2 separate regions of the Homo sapiens genome follow, and region 1 is linked to region 2. The links are chromatin contacts, found by Hi-C or POLR2A ChIA-PET in ENCODE. All regions are on one chromosome and are shown on one strand. The core of a region is the stretch at or near the end of the contact, and the rest is flanking DNA. Distances in the headings are between cores, read along the strand shown.

The links. Hi-C counts contacts between places; a loop is a spot of excess contacts on that map. ChIA-PET counts read pairs that join two places held with the same protein, here RNA polymerase II (POLR2A). Pooled maps may share reads with other maps.
Region 1: a loop to region 2 is called in a map of naive thymus-derived CD4-positive, alpha-beta T cell, with 4 times the contacts of the local background. The contact joins the promoter of STK10 here to the promoter of BNIP1 in region 2. A Hi-C loop is called at or near these places in 1 of 168 maps with a recorded cell type or tissue (naive thymus-derived CD4-positive, alpha-beta T cell), 1 of 37 single-sample maps with no recorded cell type and 7 of 50 pooled maps. POLR2A ChIA-PET finds 5 or more read pairs at or near these places in 2 of 52 experiments (CD4-positive, alpha-beta T cell and T-cell).

What each region holds. Positions count from the first base shown.
Region 1 is chr5:172,186,521-172,192,597 of GRCh38, forward strand. STK10 (serine/threonine kinase 10) reads right to left here and starts at 1,704. Exons shown (of 19, transcript NM_005990.4): 1 at 1,367-1,704. The coding sequence starts at 1,522. RefSeq lists enhancers at 557-636, 1,689-2,464 and silencers at 1,097-1,176, 1,307-1,356, 1,657-2,016.
Region 2 is chr5:173,140,235-173,146,193 of GRCh38, forward strand. It overlaps BNIP1 (BCL2 interacting protein 1), which reads left to right and starts at 4,297. Exons shown (of 6, transcript NM_001205.3): 1 at 4,297-4,395. The coding sequence starts at 4,312. RefSeq lists enhancers at 4,490-5,018, 4,960-5,029.

The DNA of each region.
Region 1 (6,077 bases), core at 454-2,953, 960 kb before region 2:
CTGAGGCAGGAGAATTGCTTGAGCCCAGGAGGCAGAGGTTGCAGTGAGCCGAGATCGGGCCACTGCACTCCAGACTGAGCAACAGAGGGAAACCCTGTCTCAAAAAAAAGAAAAGAAAAAAGAAAAAACGCCACCACTCCAAGCCTCTAGGGCAGTACTTCTCAAACCTATTTGCTTAGGAATCACCTGGGATCTTATTAAAACGTAGACTCTAATTCAGCAGGTCGGGGCTGGGCATGAGATTGTTCACTTCTGACAAGCTCCCAAATGATGCTATTATAACACCGGTCATCTAGGAACTACTTCGGTAACTAGGCGATAGACCACTTCCAAGTCAGAGGAGAAGGCCTGGAGAAGCCTTCTCTGTGGTCCAGCCTCATAGAACGGCAATCCTAGGGTCAGAGTGCCCTACAAGCTACAGGAGCCCCAAGGAGGAGGATAGTGGCTTAGAAGAGAGGTGCTCTCCTGGAGGTATACACCAATTTAACAAGTGGGCGTCTCCCAGTAAAAATTTTCTTAGGGGAAAGGGGGGAGTCAAGCTGTAGGTGTTGGCTCCCTAAAACAACTCACCACCTCAGAATTAGCTCCCAGGAGCAGAAACCAACGTCCTGCTGCCACACTTCTCTAGACTCAATCAGCTCTGCCCCACCCACTCCACAAAAGCTCTCTGCCGCGTCTTCCTCTAGGGGAGAGGTGACTGCAGGCTGGGAGACTCCCCAGCTGTGACTCAGACCGACGGAATCAAATCTGTTCCCCCAGGCTCAGCATTCACCAGATCCTGACCTCCCCCTCTGACCAGCCCCAACCCACCTTTCCAAGCCCCACCTCTCAGTCCATGGGCCACCCCTCGCCCACCCCACTTCCCTGTCTCTGGCTCATCTTCAGATGTGTCCCTAGCTCCCAACCCGTCCAAGCGCAGCCGAGTTTCTCGGTCCACATCGCCTCGATATTCCCACAGCATCTGTGGTCTCTCTTAAAAAAAAAAGTGTGCCCGTATCGCCGTTTTACGGAACGTCCCTGGAAGGTCCCTCGAGTGGCCCTCTCGGATGCTGAGGTCCTGTCAACGCCCCTTTGTCTCCCCGTGCGGCGCCGAGCGCAGTGCAGGACACACAGGAAGTGCTCCGAAACAGGGCTAGGGTGGGGGCGGCAACCGTGCCCGGAGGGGGCGCCCAGAGCGCAGGGACTCGGCCGGGCCGAGTGATGTTCCCCCCAAAAAACAAGAGTCATCGGGATGAGGGCCAGGGACCCCGAATTCAGCGCCGGGCAGCCCTCGGAGCCGGAGCCAGGCTGGCCGGGTCCGGCTCAGGCATCCCTTCCTTCCGGAGCCCCTCGACGCGCGTCCGGCCACCCACCTCAGCGCCCTCACCTTGTAAACCTTGCCGAAGGCGCCGTCGCCCAGCTCGCCCACGATCTCCCACACCTCGTTGGGGTCCAGGTCGCGGCGGACGTGCTCATATTCGCGGGACTTTCTCTTCTCGAAGGTAGACAGGCGCAGGATGCGGCGGAAATTGGCAAAAGCCATGGCCGGGGGCGCGGTGGCGCCGGCTCGGGCTCGGGCTCGGGCTCGGGCTGTGGCTTCGGCGGCCGCGAGGAGAAGGAGGAGGAGTTGGAGGACGCCGCGTCTCTCGGGGTTCTCCCCAGACCCGCCTTTCCCCGCAGCCCGACCTCGGTCAAGTGTGCCCTGGGCAGCGCCGCGCCGGGAGCACCCGGAACCGCGCAGGCGGCGGCGTGCCCGCCCCCGCCCCCGCCCTGTCAGGTCCCCAGGGCCGCCTCCCTTGTGCCGGCCTCGCAGCTCCTGCCCGGCCCAGCCCTGCCTGCGAGAGCCTCGGACCCGTTCCAGGGGACCGTCCCCGCGCCCGCCCACCGGCCCGGCTCCACCCGCCGCTCCCCGGCAGAGCCCCGGGACCCCCTAATTGGCTGCGGGCGCTCCCCGGCTCCGCCCGTCGCCGCAGGGCACTCTGGAAACTGTAGTCCCCCCACACCACGCTCCGCGAGCCGCGGGCTGGGCTTTGGGGAAGCTTCGGGGACCGCTCGGTGGGACCGCTCATGGACTCAGGAGCCCGCCCGCCGCGCCGCGTGGCTCCCAAAACTTTTATGGGAGCAAGCGGGACGGCGACTTGGCATTTCGCGAGAGCCCACGGATCGTTGTCAGCGCCCAGAAGGTGAACCTGCACTCGTTCATTTAATCCTCCCGCAGCTATTCCGCTAGGCTGCCCTCGCCCCCACTTTTCCGATGGGGACGCCGGCAGGCGAGGGCACTCGCCCCAGGCACACACGCTGGCTGCCCGTCTGCTGCGGGTTCCTCGGCGCGGTGCTGCCTCCTAGTGTGCGACGGGCAACGCCGGTGCAGCCGCGGCCAGTCCCTGCAGGGCCCGGCTTCCCGGCGCGGTCCTTTCCAGGGGCTCCCCGTCCACGATCCACAAACCTGCCAGGATTAGAGGGCTGGGAGAAAGAGCTCCTTTGGCACTGATTTCTCTTATGTTTCCTGATGGGTTTGCGGATGTATTTGCATATTAAATAAAAACTTTATTCTAATTTTTAATTTCCTAGTTTCAAAAAAGATGAGCGCACTACATACAGATCAAACTAAAGTCTTCTTTGAGCACCTTCATTCTCGATCCTGGCTACTTGAGTCACTTCACTGCTACTGTTGCCTGTTTGTCCTATAGACGGTTATAACATGCTTTTACCTGAATCTAAGGAGAGTGCTGGGGGTGGGGGGGGGGGGCGGGCAGTCTGCAAGGGTTATTATTTGGACCGTGTCATAAACAAGTTGAGTCTTCGCAAATGTCACAGTTCAATAGCTCCAACCCCAGAGAACGGCTGTGTTGAGGTGTTTTCGCCCCTTCCTCGGTGCTTTGTTCGAAAACATCCTTTGAACAGTGTGCAAACACCAAGCATGGTTTTCCACTGGGAAAGCCAGCTCAAGAAGCCTGCGATGCTGGTAGTGGTCGGCGCAGAGGGTGTCCTGGTTGCTAAGCCGTTCGGAATGTTTCCACAGCTGCAGGAGTGCCTGGAATTGTAGAGGGTCTTTAAAAGAAGGAAACGCCGCTCGTCGCTGACCGTTCTCATTGAGTCAGGCGCTGTCTGAACCTCCCAAAACATGCTGAAAGGCAGGTCTTTCATTTGTTTCAGACCATTTGGCCAACTGTACGAAGCGGGTGGGGAGACCAAGAGGGTTGCTTCCATACTAGGAGATGAAGGCTCTGACTCCACGAAAGCTGTAGGCCTGGAGGGCTCTGACCAGCTCTGAGAGCTCCAGAAAAGCAAGCAAGCGAGAGAAAGAGAGAGAGAAAGGAAAGAGAGAAAGAGAGAAAGAAAGAAAGAGAAAGGGAAAGGAAAGGAAGAAAGAGAGAAAGGAAAGAGAGAAAGAGAGAAAGAAAGAAAGAGAAAGGGAAAGGAAAGGAAGAAAGAGAGAAAGAAAAAGGAAAGGAAGAGAAGGAGAGAGAAAGAGGGAGGGAGGGAGGGAAGGAAGGAAGGGAGGGAGGGAGGAAGGAAGGGAAAGAAAAACGGAGAGGTTCATTCATTCAATAACACTAAGTCAAAGAAGCCAGACACAAAAGGCCCTGTGTTCTATAAATTTCCATTTATATGAAATGTCTGGAAAAGGCAAATCCATACAGACAGAAAGTAGATTAATGGTTGCCTGGAGCTGGGTGTGAAATGGGAATTAACTGTACATGAACAATAAACAGTCTAATTGGGGTGATGAAAATGTCCTAAAACTGCACAATGGTGACAATTTCATAATTTGGTAAATTTGCCAAAAATAATTGAATTTTAAACTTTCATTTTTGTAAATGGATGAATTTTATGTGTAAATTATACCTCAATAGCATTGTAAGAAATACATTGAGGTTCAATAGAATCAAAGCTACTTCTTTGAAATAACTAATAGACAAGACTAGTCAAAGAAAAAGAAAAAAAGGGTCGGGCACGGTGGCTCACACCTGTAATCCCAGCATTTTGGGAGGCCAAGCTGGGTGGATCACCTGAGGTTAGGAGTTCAAGACCAGCCTGGCCAACATGGCAAAACCCCAGCTCTACGAAAAATACAAAACTTAGCCGGGCGGGGTGGTGCACGCCTGTAACCCAAGCTACTTGGGAGGCTGAGGCAGAAGAATCACTTGAACCCAGAAGATGGAGGTTGCAGTGAGCCGAGATCGTACCATTGCACTCCATCTAGCCTGAGCAACAGAGCAAGACTCCGTCTCAAAAAAAAAAAGAAAAGAAAAAAAAAAAATTGGTGCAAGAAAGAAATATTCACTGGAAGAAATAAAAAATGAAAAGAGAACATCAGATTAGATACTGTAGAAATTTTGATAATCATAAAGTGATATTTTAGACAAATTTATGTGAATAAATGTTTTAATTTACATAAAATGGGTAATTATTGAGAAGAAAATATAAATGATAGGTAAAAGATAATTTCAATAAGAAATAAAAACCTAAATAAACTAGTAACCAATAAAGAAATCAAATCAAGAATCAGGCCGGGCACAGTGGCTCATGCCTGTAATCCCAGCACGTTGGGAGGCTGAGGCGGGTGAATCACCTGAGGTCAGGAGTTCGAGACCAGCCTGGGCAACATGGTGAAACTCTGTCTCTACTAAAAATACAAAAATTAGTCGGGTGTGGTGGTGCGTGCCTGTGGTCCCAACTACTCATGAGACTCAGGCACAAGAATCCCTTCAACCTAGGAGACGGAGGTTGCAGTGAGCCGAGATCACACCACTGCACTCGAGCCTGGGCAACACAGTGAGACTCTGTCTCTAAACAAAAACAAACAAACAAAAACCCAAAAAACAACAACCACAAAAATCAAGAATCAAAAGCTTGTTCTTGGTGAAAGACATCAGTCTGTGTGGTTTTACAAATAATTTCTTTCTTTATATAAATTATTTTAAAAGATAGAAAATGAAGGAAATCTGCCAATTTATTTTATAAGATGAGTTTTACTATTACTAGATAAGGACAGTAAAAGAAAATTGTAAGCCAGGCACAGTGGCTTACACCTGTAATTCCAGCACTTTGGGAGGCTGAGGTGGGAGGATCACTTGAGCCCAGGAGTTCCATACCAGCCAGAGCTATAAAGTGAGACCCTGTTTCTACAAAAAGTCAAAAAATTAGCCAGGCGTGGTGGTGCACACCAGTGGTCCCAGCTACTCAGGAGGTTGAGGCAGGAGGATTCCTTGAGCCCAGGAGGCCGAGGCTGCAGTGAACAGTGATCTCACCGCTGCACCAGCCTGGTCTCCAGTGAGACCCTGTCTTAAAAAGGAAGGGAAGGAGAGGAAAGAGAGAGAGAGAAAGAAAATTGTAGACTAATTTCATTTCATTTTTTTTTTTTTTTTTTTTTGACAGAGAGAGTCTTGCTGTGTCGCCAGGCTGGAGTGCAATGGTGTGATCTCACCTCACTGCAACCTCCACCTCCCAGATTCAAGCGATTCTCCCGCTTCAGCCTCCCAAGTAGCTGGGACTACAGGAACGTGCCACCACGCCCGGCTAATTTTTGTATTTTTAGTGGAGATGAGGTTTCACCATGTTGGCCAGGATGGTCTCAATCTCTTGACCTCGTGATCCGCCCGCCTCAGCCTCCCAAAGTACTGGGATTACATGTGTGAGCCATCACGCCCGGCCTAATTTCAGTTCTTAAAAAGACAGGGAAAATACAAATGCTAGCAAGATCAAACCAGAGGTGAATAAAAATATCGTAACCACAAAAGGTTTATCCAGGAATAAAAGAATGGTTCTACATCAGAAAATCTACTGTAATAGCACTGCATTGGCAGAGTAAAGGAGAAAAATCACATAGTCTTAATAGTCACAGAAAAAGCATTTTATAGTATTCTTAGGTTGGATTCCCTTAGAGACTGACCCTGAGGCAAGGATTTGAGTGTAAGTGGTTTATTTGGGAGTGAGTAGGGAGTAGAAAATTAAGACAGAGGAGGGGCTGGGCACCATGGCTCACACCTGTAATCCCAACACTTTGGAAGGCTGTGGTGGGAGGATAGCTTGAGGCCAGGAGTTCAAGACCAGCCTTGGCAATGTAGCAAGATCCTATCTCTACAAAAAATACA
Region 2 (5,959 bases), core at 3,047-5,546:
TGGGTCATTCAGCTGGTGAGCTGTTTAGCCACAGTACAGTGGAGAATTTGAAAGAAAGAAAATGGCTGGGAAATGCTATAATATCCCAGCTAAAAGGTTCAGAGCAGGAAGAAGGTGTTAGAAAGCCCTAGGGGAGGGAGTGGCATTCCTTAAGACTCTGCTAGGTGCTTTTTTGTTACAGGAAACTCAGCTGCTACTCTCAAGCGCCCAATGAGGCTGGTGGTCATGTTCATTTTACAGGAGACAAGACTCAGATGAGGAGACTAGCCCCAGACCTACCTTATATGATTATAGAGCTCCAATTCAACTCCAGTCGGCTTGCTGCACTACAGAAATAATTTGTATTCATCTCTTTGGGATCAGGTCAAGTCACAGGCAATATTTGGAAGGATGTCTCTGTAGCGGGGGATAAAGGCCTTAGAATCTAAAAACCAAAAAGAAAGCCAAAACCTAGCAGATAAACAAAAGCTAGTCTAAGGATCAGTGGGTAAAGGTGATAGGGGAAGCAAAACAGAGTTGAGAGGAATCAGTGATTGCGTGTAATGATCACCAGACTGCACATCTGTTCCTCGAAGATGGCCTCTAGCTTAAGGTTTAGGATTGGGTCCCCTTATTGGAAGGAAGTATATTGGAGGGTAGAGAAAAAGGGAGCTTATGTTTTCTTCTTTAGCTGCAGCATAAGAGATGCAACTGGGGACTGTTGATTGCATATGAATATTCAACAAGAAGCATGATGTGAACGGGGTCCCAAGGGCACGTCTGCAGGTCTGCCAGCTGCTGGCTTTGGGGCTTCTCTGCTGTCCTAAACAGGGGGCTTCTATGTGAGTATCCAAAACACTGGAGTGACCTGAAGAAAGTAAACCTCAGTTTCTTTAAAAGGTTTTAACCTGAAAATATTACCAGGAATAAACTTAACAGAAAATGTATACAAGGCCTAGGATAAAGAAAACTTTGAAAGTACTGTGAAGGACACAGAAGGAAACTGGAATAAATTGAAAGATACACCAAGTTCTTACACAGGAGCAGTGACATAGAACTAACAGTGGTAAGTTAAATTAAAAATATAATATTGCTAAAAAATGTCATCCTAAGAAAACATACCAAGAGGGTTTAAAAAAAAAGTTTACACAGGGATAAAATAGCTGGAAGATGCTGGTAGGCAGTGGGGCTGAGGGGGCAGTGATGCAGGGGACAAGGGGAAGAGTTATTTAATCCTAGCAGATACTAAAAGTCGTTATAAAACCATAATAGTTAAAACTAATTTTGATACATGAATAGGCCAGTCAAGCAGAATAGAAGGTCTAAAAGTAGACTCAAACATATACGACAATTTAGTATGGCAAATGTGGCATCCAGAACCAGTGAGCAAAAGGTAGACTCTTCATTAAATAGTATTGGAATAACTAAGTAACCTCCGGAAAAAGTAAAATTGGGTCTATATCTCACACCATAAGCCAACATATATTTCAAAATAGATAATGATCTAAGTGTAAAAAAAAAAAAAAGCTACAAAAAACCACCCATAAAAACACTACAAGGAAATGTGGGCAATCCCTTTAAATCCCTGTAATTTGGACCACGAATCCAGGAATCATAAACGAAGATTGATAAATTCAATGTAAAACAAGATTAACAAAAACCATAAGCTAAATCAAAGTTCTATAGACTTTTTAAGGCTGTAGATGTCTTTAAAAAAAAATGAAAATAGAAAAGCTTTGAAACTCATCTCTAAGGACTAATCCTCCTAATATATAGAGTTCCTGGAAACGGATATGAAAAAAACCAACAACCCAATAGAACAATGAGCAGACAATAGAATAAATGCAAATAGCTCTGAAGCATAGGTAGAGTTTCTCAGCCTCCTTCATGATCAGAAAAGCATAAACTAAAGAAGGCATTTCTACCTAATCAGATTGGCAAAACTTCCAATGTTTGTTAACCTATCCTGTTGACAAGGCCACGGGAAACAGGCATTTATGCCATGTTGCTGGAGGGAGTATGGATTGACATAATCCCTATGAAGAGCAATTTGGTAATATGTCAGAATTTTTAAATGCATATATCCTTTGACCTAGCAACTCCATTTGCTCTGGGCAAGTCATTATTCCTCTCTGCCCCGTTTTTACCTCACAGAGTTGTTGTAAGAGTTAAGCGAGACACACATGAAGCGCTTAGTACAAAGTTCCTGGCACATAGGAAGTGCTCCCAAAATGTGGGCTAGTAGTAGAATAACAGCAGCTAACGGGCATTGAGATCTTACTATATGCCACATTAGCACACTGTGCTTGGTGCTTTTCATGTATTTTCTCATTTAATTCTCCAACCTGTGAAGTAGGCGCAATTGATTATCACCAGTTAGCTTCCGAGGAGACAGAGGCACAGGCATGCGAAGTGTGTGGTGGACAGGATTTGAGCCCAGGCAGATGCCAAGCCTGTGATACACTGCCTCTCTATTAGGTGCAGTGGGGTGATGAATACCTTACGAGAGGGTGTGTAGAGGGCTGTAGGGACACAGACAAGCACATAGCCCCGCTTACAACAGGTGGGGACCATATTGATTTTTTGGGGAAAAGATGGCTTTCAGTAGAGGCTGTGCCACTTTCTTTCTTTCTTTTTTCTTTTTTTTTTTTTTTTTTTGAGATGGAGTCTTGCTCTGTCGCCCAGGCTGGAGTAGTACAGTGGGGCGATCTCGGCTCACTGCAAGCTCCACCTCCTGGGTTCACATCATTCTCCTGCCTCAGCCTCCCAAGTAGCGGGGACTACAGGCGTCCGCCACCACGCCCGGCTAATTTTTATATTTTTAGTAGAGACGGGGTTTCACCGTGTTAGCCAGGATGATCTCGATCTCTTGACCTCGTGATCCACCCGCCTCGGCCTCCCAAAGTGCTGGGATTACAGGCATGAGCCACCGTGCCCGGCCTAGGCTTTGCCACTTTCAAGATAGGTAATCTTGCAACAGGGTTGATTGTTTTTTGTTTTAATTTACTCTAAGCCCTACTCCTGATCTGTGATAATAGTGTAGTACAATTTCAAGGGTGGTTGTGAGGATTAAGAGAGATGAACATGGTCGGGCACAGTGGCTCACGCCTGTAATCCCAGCACTTTGGGAGGCCGAGGCGGGTGGATCACGAGGTCAGTTCGAGACCAACCTGACCAATATGGTGAACCCCGTGTCTATGAAAAATACAAAAATTAGCTGGGCATGGTGGCACGCACCTGTAATCCCAGCTACTCAGGAGGCTGAGGCAGGAGAATTGCTTGAACCTGGGAGGTAGAGTTTGCAGTGAGCCAAGATTGTGCCATTGCACTCCAGCCTGGGCAACAGAGCGAGACTCCGCCACAAAAAAAAAAAAAAAAAAAGAGAGAGAGATGAACATTCAAGTCCTAAGCCTTTAGGTCCTCACAATCTATGCTTGCTGAAGTGACCCGAACAAATGCAGATGGAGTGGGGTCGAGTGGGGGAAACGCTTTCTAGGGAGAGGGAACACCACATTCTAAGGCTACACATCCAGAAGGAGCTTGAGCAATCCAGGAAGGGCGCAGGGTGCGGTGGCTGATGGCCGGGGTGGCTGATGGCCTTGAGGACCAGCTAAGAAACTTGGATTATTTACTAACAAAAATAAAAGAGCCACCATTTGTTGAGGGTTTGCTCTGACATTTCCATCAAAACTACCTTAGCAAGGTAGATTTAATAAATCCAGTTGTATACAAAAGGGAAACACGAGAAGCCATAGAAGGGCTGCATACAGGTAGGTGACTTGATCAATTTCGTGTTTTACAAAGATCCCTTAGATCATGTGTTGGAGTGATAGGAGGTACTCTACCGACCTGCCTTGAACTCCATACTTTAAAAAATATATGACGTTTATCATTTCCTCTTTTACTCCACAATTTATACTCACTGTAGAAAATATTAAAAATATAAGAAAGTTTGAAGAAACAAAAAATTATTACTGGTACTTTCCAGAGACATCTCAATTGATACTTTTCTTCCAGTCTTTTTTTTTCTATGTAAAAAATATATAGTTATTAGAATGCCTGACAGAAGGAAGATGGAAAGAGACCACTGTGAAGCGTTCTTGATATTCCCTCTTCCCTTCCTCTCCATGTTATTAGGGCCATACCAAGAGGAGAGGCTGATTTCCCTACACGTGTCAGGGAAAGTCCCAACTCTGCGCAGTGACCCTCGCTTGCCATTTTCGCCGGTCTCTAGGGGGCGCTGCCCCGAGACTGGGTGGGGAGGGAAAGAAGGTGGTGCGAAAACGCGTTTGAACTTGGGTCCTGCCGCTGCCCGTAGCCGGCGTCCCCAACATGGCGGCTCCCCAAGACGTCCACGTCCGGATCTGTAACCAAGAGATTGTCAAATTTGACCTGGAGGTGAAGGCGCTTATTCAGGTACTGATCCCGGGACCCCTGCCGGGCTCCAGCAGCCCTAACCCAAGCTCTGCTGGTCTGTGAGCTTGGCAGTGTCACTCCCGAACTTTCCCCACTTGGTTTCCCAGACCACAGGCTCCGCCCCATGGTCGGCTACCCCCCCGGTCCCCATTTGGTTGTGTCCCGGTGACTGCTGGCCTTGATCCTTTTTCCGGGTGCCGCCGGATCTCCCATCCCCAGAGCACCCCACTGTTCTCCGCCCCTGACTCAGCTACTGCTTCGGGGCTCGGCTTTGCCCCTTCCACCTGCAGCCCTGGTCGTCGCCCCGCCCCTGACTACCTCACAACCTACCTGTCACCCTGCTTGGCCCCGCCCTCTGACGCTGCTTCAGCATCCTCTGGTAGCGTCCGGGAGGCAGCTAGCCCCGCCCCCTGCTGGCCAGCTCTCCTGGCATCCAAGGCCACCTGGCACGGGAGGCACCGGGTGAAACGAATGTAACCTGGACCGTAGTTGTGATTTTATGCTTGAGGAAATCGAGTACGGCGCCAAGGCCTAGGTTAGAAGGCATACCTGGGTCAGTGGCAAAACTGGGACCTGGACTGTGAAAGTCAACCTAGGAATAACACCTTAGAGTGTTACCCCGTTTGAACAGATAGGAAATGAAGTGTTTCGCCTTAAGCCATTTAAGGGTAGAGGTAAAATAAACGAGTGGACTTAGGCAAGAATTGGGAGTGTAGACACGGTTCCATGAGTTCAGCAAAAAGAAACCGAGTTTTAAACCTTGTTTTTGCTTGTTTGTTTTTGTTTTTTTGAGACGGAGTCTCGCTCTGTCGCCCAGGCTGGAGTGCAGTGGCGCGATCTCGACTCGCGGCAAGCTCCGCCTCCCGGGTTCCCGCCATTCTCCTGCCTCAGCCTCCTGAGTAGCTGGGACTACAGGCACCCGCCACCACGCCCGGCTAATTTTTGTGTTTTGCTTAGTAGAGACGGGGTTTCACCGTGTTAGCCAGGATGGTCTCGATCTCCTGACCTCGTGATCCGCCCGCCTCGGCCTCCCAAATTGCTGGGATTACAGGCGTGAGCCACCGCGCCCGGCCTAAACCTTGGTTTTTAAAAATAATCATTTTCAACAAAGTCACTAAACATTAGATGTAGACTCAGAGTTTGTAACAAGGTGTGGCAAAAAGTGCAGGAAAATAGGGCTCCCCAGATAAACCAGATGCAGAATAAACCAAATTAGATGCAGAATAAACAAATACGGTGCAAAGAAGTGTGATTAAATGAATAAGCCAGAGAAAAAGTGAAATTTGATGCAGATATTTAAAACTTCTTGAACTTCACTTCTCTGATGTATACATTACAAAACTTCTGGGCCAATTATAGAAAAATAAACAGGTTTCATACAAATGAAATTACATTTTCACATAATCTAAATTGCTTAGGCATTCTTCTGTACTCTTTCTAACATTTGGGTTCTTGTCATTGCTGATGAGAAAGACTGATTATAGCTGGATGTATTGCGTTCTTACCGTTTTCCAGCAGCTCTGCTAAGTGCTTTACATACATACATAATCTATGATGTTCTATG